Regions from separate parts of the Homo sapiens genome. Here region 2 is linked to region 1. A link is a contact called in ENCODE Hi-C data. All regions are on one chromosome and are shown on one strand. The core of a region is the stretch at or near the end of the contact, and the rest is flanking DNA. Distances in the headings are between cores, read along the strand shown. Region 1 holds the start of PRDM16-DT (PRDM16 divergent transcript). Region 2 overlaps TTC34 (tetratricopeptide repeat domain 34).

Evidence for each region. A loop is a pair of places that touch in the nucleus more often than their neighbours do.
Region 2: a loop to region 1 is called in a map of chondrocyte, with 4 times the contacts of the local background. The contact joins the enhancer-like site here to the promoter of PRDM16-DT in region 1. A Hi-C loop is called at or near these places in 2 of 168 maps with a recorded cell type or tissue (adrenal gland and chondrocyte).

Annotation. Positions count from the first base shown.
Region 1 is chr1:3,066,373-3,069,970 of GRCh38, forward strand. PRDM16-DT (PRDM16 divergent transcript) reads right to left here and starts at 1,353. Exons shown (of 6, transcript NR_015440.1): 1 at 965-1,353. It overlaps LOC124903827 (translation initiation factor IF-2), which reads right to left. Exons shown (of 5, transcript XM_047436614.1): 2 at 1,850-2,599; 3 at 965-1,676. The coding sequence ends at 2,576. PRDM16 (PR/SET domain 16) reads left to right here and starts at 2,831. Exons shown (of 17, transcript NM_022114.4): 1 at 2,831-2,924. The coding sequence starts at 2,888. It also overlaps the pseudogene LOC100420339. RefSeq lists an enhancer at 1,150-1,724.
Region 2 is chr1:2,641,222-2,644,797 of GRCh38, forward strand. TTC34 (tetratricopeptide repeat domain 34) reads right to left here. Exons shown (of 9, transcript NM_001242672.3): 8 at 3,043-3,257; 9 at 1-674. The coding sequence ends at 147. Among named protein-coding and RNA genes, the nearest start is that of MMEL1, 10 kb to the left of the region's middle. Within about 2 kb of position 1,415, at least 32 of the 41 ENCODE cell types and tissues checked have a DNase peak (open chromatin) inside an H3K27ac peak, as active enhancers do; they include adrenal gland, where a contact is called at or near this core.

The DNA.
Region 1 (3,598 bases), core at 103-2,602:
ATGCAACCTCGGCCAGGGCCATGGCCTTGGGGACAGCCTGCCTGGGCTCCTCGAGCAGGCTCGGGAGACACTGCCCCACTGGAGCCAGGGCTGCGTCAGTGCCTTGCAGGTAGGCAGCCCGGCTGTCTCCCTGGCGAGGCTTGACCGGCAGCTACCCCTTCCCAGGCAGATCCATGACCCCATCCCTACCCAACAGCCTGGTGGAGGGCAAGGACCAGATGGCACAGACCAGCTTGCTCCCATACCTCCTGCCCTTCTTCCCTAGGGGCTGGCAACAGGCCAGGGATGGCTGTCCTGTCCTAGCCTGGCCAGGGTTCTGAGAACCACCTCCTGAGCTGGAGGAGGAGGCAGGGAGAGGGCCTGAGAGAGTTGGGGCACCCGTAGAAGAAGGCCAGGACTGCACAACCTTGGCATCTGTTGGCTACCTCCAGGCCAGGGGCAAAGGAGGCCTCTGCTGGGCTGCAGGGTGAGGGTGGGGAAGGGACCCTCTCTGCAGGTGGGAGTGGTTCGCAGGCACCATAGTAACTTCCCCAGGCCTCCTCCCAAACCTGCAGAGGCTTCAGGCAGGAGCAAGGGGGACCTGGGTGCAGAGATATGGGAGTGACCTTGAGTCCTTTCTAGCCAGCAGCTCCAGCCAGGTTGGGCCCACCGTTGGGAACCTGCCCTTGGCGGGGTTTAGGCAAGACAGCGCCCGTGTTCCTGGGCTCCAGCACCTCCCACCCACTGGGGCGAGCAGGTTCAGAACCGGCCTTGGCGGTGCAAAGCTGCAGCGGTGCCCTAGTTGGCTAGGCAGATCAAGACCTCCAGAGCCGGGCCTGTAAACTGAGCTGTTCTCTGCCCCAACCCCTGTAGAAAGATGGTCAGGGTGTGGGGAGGGTGGGTAAAGGGGTCGATAGACCCTCGAAAGGACGGCAGGGAATGGGGCTGTGCCATTGCTCATGGCCCTTCTCTAGGCGACACTCACCTGGTGCCAGAAACAGCAGAGGTAGCGGCCAGTGAGCGCTTCCTCCATCCGGGGCTCGGGCGGCGAGCTGGCTGCAAGACTGGGCACCCTGGAGCCGTGGGAGCCTTGGGAGCCGAATCTGGGTTCGAATCTGAGCAGGGAAGCGGTGCCGACCGCGGAGGATCCAAGGCAGAAGGCCCAGCGCACCGCCGCCGCCAGCTCCTGCCCAACCCGGCTCCGCTGGGCTTTTCCTCTGGGGTGGCGCCGGCCCCGCGCCCCTCCCCATCCGGGGCGCCTCTGCTAGGACACCGGGGTCTCGGGGTTTCTCAGGGCTGCTGCGTTTCACCTCCTTTAACGCGGAGGCGCGGAGTTGCACGTGTGGGTCTCAGTGGAGCCGCCACAGGTCTTATTACACAACAAAGGGCAGGGAGGGCAAGGCCAGGAGCCTCGCGGGGCGGCGCAGAGACCCCGCATCGCGGGCGCGACCCCTGCCTCGGGCTCAGGCTGACTCTGCGGCAGCTCCAAGTCCCGTTGCCGGGCAGGACTTCGGTGCTCCGGAAGGGTGCGGGGCAGCAACCTGGCCAGGGCAGCGCCTCGGTTTCCTTCCAATTCATTCTCGATTCCCAGATACTCAGATGAGAAATCCGCACTCAGGCCGTCAGGCTCCTGGGCCCGGGCCACCCTGCCTGCGCTCAGCCCGGCCCCTCCGCCGCAGCGCCTCGGAGTTTGGGGGCTACAGGGGAAGAGGAAGCGTCTGGTCGGCTCCCGTCCGAGCTGCTCCACCTGCGCCGCTGGCCTTTCCGCCCGCTACGCACCTGGGCCCCGAGAGGCCAGAGGGGAGTGTCCCCAGTGGCCCGGGTCCCCGAAGGTGGCCCAGCTCGGGCGCTCGCGCAGCCGGGTACTCACCTTGGGGGCGCGGCGGCAGGAGAGCGCGGGCGGAGAGGTGCGGGCGCCCTGGGACGACCAGCCGAGGACGCCTGGTGTTTGGACGGCTGCCCCCGCGCTGTCCCCCCGTGCGAGGCGTGTTGGCCTCCGTGGCCTCGCGAGGGACCGAGGGCGGCGGGTCCGAGTGCCGCCCGCCGGCCTGGGCAGTGGCGGAGCGCGGAGCTGGCGGCGCCTCCGCTGTTGTTTTTGAGCCGCGAAGCCCGAAGCAGCAGCCGTTGGGTGGGGGCGAAGGGGAGGAGGCGGGGGCCGGGAGGCGCGAGGGGGGCGGTGGGGCCCGGAGGGGGCTTCGGAGGAGCCGGGTTCTGGCGCGCGAGCCCCGACGCCCCCTCCAGCGATCGCAGGGCGGGGACGGGGGCCGAGGGGAGAATGCAGGAGAAAAGCGGGCCGGGGCGACGGGGAACGCAAAGCTTTTAAATTAGTAATCAAACGCAGTAAAACGGAGCAAAACCAGCCCGGACTCGCGTCCGAACTATCGGCGCGTGTGCCCCGAGATCCAAGGAAGTCGTGTGGAAAACCGCAGCCGCCGCCCCATCTTCGGCCCCGGCTGGGGCGGGAGCAGCAGCGCGACGCGCCGCGACGCAGGGGCAGGGTGGGGGGATAGTCACCTCGCCTCCGGGGCCACCTGGGTCCTTTTAAAGTGTCCGGGGTGCGGGCCCCGGGCGGGAGCGCCGAACACGGAATGTTTTCTTAAAGGGCCAGTTCCGAGCTGCGCTGAAAAGGGGGGGGGGGAGAGGGGGGAGAGATAAGTGAGACGAAGACCGAGAAGGCCGAGGAGAGCCCCCCAATCCCGCGCCGAGGCGGCGGCGGCGGCGGCGGCGGCGCGACGATGAGGATGATGAATACATTGCAAAGTTTTTTTGGCCCCGGCGAGGGGTGTCAGATTGAGTGCTCTGTGCGCATGTGCGAAGGTGTCCAAACTGACAATGCTGGGGAGATGAAGATAGTGTGTGGCTGCTTCTGGACTCAAGGAGGAGGAGAGAGATTCCGCGAGCCGACACCATGCGATCCAAGGCGAGGGCGAGGAAGCTAGCCAAAAGTAAGTCTCCCGCGCTCGGCCGCGCCGCGCCGCCGGGGCCCGGGCCGCCGGGCCGGGGCGCCCGGGCCAGGGGTGCGCGTCGGGGCGCGGCCGGCGCGCCTGCGGCTCCGGGCCCCCGGCTCGGCCGCGCGGCCCGGGGGGCTGCTCCGCCTCCCGCGCTCCGGGGCGACCGGGCTCGGCGCGGAGGCTCGGGGCGCCCGGGCCGCGCGCTCCCCGAAGGCGCCGGCCCCCTCCCCGCGGAACCCCCTCCCCCCCCACCAGTGTCAGGCGCTCGGGCCCGGGAACCCGAGGCGCGCGGTGGGGGCCGGGGAGGGGGGCGGAGGGGGAGGGCCGGGGGTGGAGGGGAGCGAAAAGTGAAAGTTAGCGAAAAGTTGACGAAAGGGGAGAGCAACTTTTTCCTCCCCGCTCGCTCTCTCCCTCTCTCTCTCCGAGTGGCTCTCAGTCCTGGTCAAATCATATTCCGGGCTTTTGAAATAGTGGGCGCTAGAGCACCGCCTTTGGCGTCCGCCAGCCGGGCGCAGAGGAGGGAGACCCCGAGCCGGGGAGGGGCGGAGGAGGGGGCGCGGGCCGGCGCCCACCCGGCTCCGCGGGCGCAGGGGCAGGGGTGGCGACGGCGGGACAGCCGCAGCCACTTGGGGAGCAAAATGGAGACTTTTGCCCGGGCTGGGAACTGT
Region 2 (3,576 bases), core at 165-2,664, 430 kb before region 1:
GTGTGGGGAGGGCTGGGAAGGGGGTGTGGAGAGGGCAGGGCAGGTACCTCCCCGATTTAGGGAGCTGGGTACACCCCTGGGCCTGGACATCAGGTGCAGATGCTAGGGTGGCCCCGTGATTAGGGCTGGGAGAGGGTCAGGCCCAGTCACTGTAGCCAGCAGCCTGAGGATGCCTCCCTCCGGATTCTGGCCTTCAGTCTCTTCAGGCCACGGTGGTCGGGGTCCACCAGGAGGCCGCTCTCTACCGCCGTCCAGGCCTCTGCGTGACGCTGCTCCTCCAGGCAGCACTGCCCGCGGAGAAGGAACATGCGTGCAGTGGGGGCCCGGCCTGGCTGCCTGCACAGGCTGTTCTGGGCCAAGGAGGGCGCCAGCTTCAGGGCCTGGGCAAAGGCCCCTGCGGCCGCCGCCTCATCCCCCAGGCTCAGCAGCAGGCGACCCTGACGGCAGAAGTCCTCTGCCCGCCTTGGGAGGTCACCATCCCCCAGCGCCTCCTGGAGCACATGGTCCAGGTCCCTAAGGGCCCGGCCAAACTCCTGCAACTCGGCCAGGCAGGTGGCCCGCAGACGCAGGTGACAGGCACTGCTGCCACTGGCCAGGACAGACAGCGAACAGTAGCCCAGCGCCTGCCTGGGTTGCCCTGCGTCCAGGAGGGTGCCGGCTTCCTGGGCCGCCGCCTGCACAGAGGACACAGAGAGAGGCAGGGAGAGTGGGGTCAGCCCCAAAAGCCCGGCCGCCCCTGCCCTGCAGAGGTCCTCTGCACAGCCAGCTTCTGCTGGCTCCCTGGGGATGGCGGGGCCCTGGGCTGCACAGGAGCTGCCCGCTGCTTCTGGAGGGGCTGGCTGACCATGGGCAAGGGCAGGAAGGGGGACCCAGGGTAGAGGACCCCTCCCTGCAATTCCCACTGCCCTGGAACCTGCCAAAGTGCTGTTCCGACCCTTGGCCCAAGGCCTGGCATCCTTGCCCACTGCTCTTCTCCCTGGGCCTCGGATCAGGGACCTGGATTTACCTCCTCATGGTCCCCTCCTGGCAGCCCTACCGCCCCACCGGCTGGGCCCAGGTTCCCTTGACTGGGTGACCACACCGGCCTCCTCCCTCGGTCCCTCTGGGCCAAGTCACCTCTCCATCGGGCCCTCTGAGGGGGCTGCTGCCCAGCCCTTCCACTCTGCCCACCTTCTGAAGGCTGCTCCAGGCCTCTGAGCACGTGCACCCTAGCCCCTCTCCCTGGGGCTGCTGGACGGAGGGCACAGCCTGTGCTGTGGGCTGCTGCTGGCCAGGCCTGCCTGCCCCCCCCACTCCTCCCGGGCACTTTCCTGAGCCCACCCAGGCCCAATCGCCTCATCTCTGACCCAGTTTTTTCACAGAGTCAACCACGACCAGAAATCCGCTCGCCTCGCTGGGCTCCTCCTCCGCTCAAGAATCTGCAGGGGTTCCCCGCTGCCTGAGGAACACGCCAAGGTGCAGGCCCCGCCTTTCTCGCTGGCGCTGCCTCTCTTCCAGCAGCCCGGCGGTCCTCGACGCTACCTCCCCCGGGGGGCGCAGCGCACCCAGGACCCCGCCAGGCTTGGCCGCACGGGGCGAAGCCGAGGCCCACGCCCGGGGTCCGTGCAGGGAGCGAGGGGGTCCCACGGCCCCGGCTTTGCTGCTGGGCTCCCGCAGGGCACAGTGTGGCCTCTTCTGCCAGCTGTGAGCGGCGCTGAGCAGGGCAGGGGCTCGAAACCCCGTCCCTCGCCTGCGGTGCGGCCCGCGGGACCGCCCCTCTCCGGGCGGAGGCACCTGACCCCGACCCGTAGTTCACGGCCCGGGGTGGTAGTGAAGCCTCGGCCCGCGCAGGACCCGCACATTTGGGCCGGGTCCATGGCAGCAGGAGGGCGAGGCCCCGAGCAGCTGTCGGACCCCGGGAGCCCCCAGGCCGCCCCAGTGGGGAAGGGCGCTCAATCCGACCCCAGACTCCCCTGAGCCCGCGGCTCGGGCCGCGCAGGCGCAGTGCCACCCGGAGGGGGCCGCCTGCCGAGGGGCGGGGCGCAGGAAGCGGGGCGAAACCACTGTTGGCTCATTTCCGGGTGGGTCCCCGTCTCCAGGCAACCATTTCGCGTCCTGCAGATTCTTGCCTGTGCCGGGAGCCGCCTCCTGGCGCCGCAGCCCAGCCGTATTCTGCAGCCTCGGAGACCCGCGTCCAGCCCCGCCTCCGGGCTCGGTGACCCCCGTTCAGGAGACCCCATCTAGCCGCCTCCTCTGGGCTCCGGGACCATGGCCCCAGCCAGGCTTCCCGCCCCCTGCCAGGCCCTGCTCCCACCTCGAAGACCCCAGCACAGACCCCTCCTCCTGGCTTGGAAACGCCCAGTCCCTCTGGGAGCTCTGAGACCCCACCCCGCCCAGCCCGGCCGCCTCCTCTAGGTCCCGATAACCCAATCTCAGCGTTGCTCTTCAGCTCGGGGGGGGCAGCGGCGCCCCCTCTGCAGCACCGAACTGCCCCTTACACTGGTGTAGCCCCGACTCCGCCATGAGCTCCCTGTTCTTCCTAGTGTGGTTTCTGTTTTCCTAAGTGGCCCCGGAGTGCTAGAACCCGCTGGTGTCAGGAAGCATTAAGGAGGTGAAATCCTGCCCAGGCCCCACTGGGGTGTAGTTCTGCCTCTGGGACCCCAAAGCCTGCTGTGCTCTTGGCCTCCCAGCCTGCCTTGTCCCCACGTGCCTTCTCCCGGCCTGCCATGGGTTTGGGGTGGGCTTCCTGCCGGGCAAGGTGCCCCTGGCTGGCTCAGTCTGGCCCTGAGGGCAAGGTCCTCTTCCCTCTCTTGCACCCAAGTCACCTGTGGCTTATACTTCCCATACAAAGAGGCTGAGAGGTCGGTGGGGTTGTAGGGCTAAGGTGGCCAGAGACCGTCTTCCTGGGCCAGAAGTGGGTGCCTCCCACCCCACCCCAAACCTAACTGAAATCAACCCAACCGCAGAGAGTGAAGAAAGGCTGCCCCAGTGGTGGGCCCGGGGGTCTCATGCCTGTGTGCTGGGGAAGGTTGGGGTGGGAGATCTGTGGGGTTCTTTGGGCACCTGGGCAAGGCTCTGCCGCTCCGAGGCCTCCAGGAGATGCAGCAGGCAGCTGAGATCCGGGGCATCCACCTCGGCCAGGCTCTGCAGGTCCCTTGCAGCCCCTGGCACGTCTCCCTTCTTGAGCTGGAGCAGGCCCAGCCGGGCCCGGGCTGCCTCTGACGTTGGGGCACGGTGCAGGGCTTTTTCCAGGTGGGTGCCAGCTTCCTCGTAGCTGCCTGTCAGGGATTCAGGAGGGACAGTCAGTGTGTGGGGTTGGGCAGAGGTGCGAGAGAGCTGAGACTCGCTGGCCGCTCCTTCCCTGCCCTGTGCTGGCTTGCGGGGAGCTGATGATGGCTCAGCCCAGGAAGAAGGAGCTGGGAGCAGAGGTGCACCGTGATTCCAGGCAGGTCACAGGGACTCACCTCTGACCCCACTCCATGATGCTGAGCTACCACACCGTGGGCACTACAAGGGGCTGCTTTCTCTCCCGGGCAACTAGAGGCAAACTCTGGGCCTGCTGGCGCAGAGTGGCATGTGGGGAGCAGCCCTGGGGCC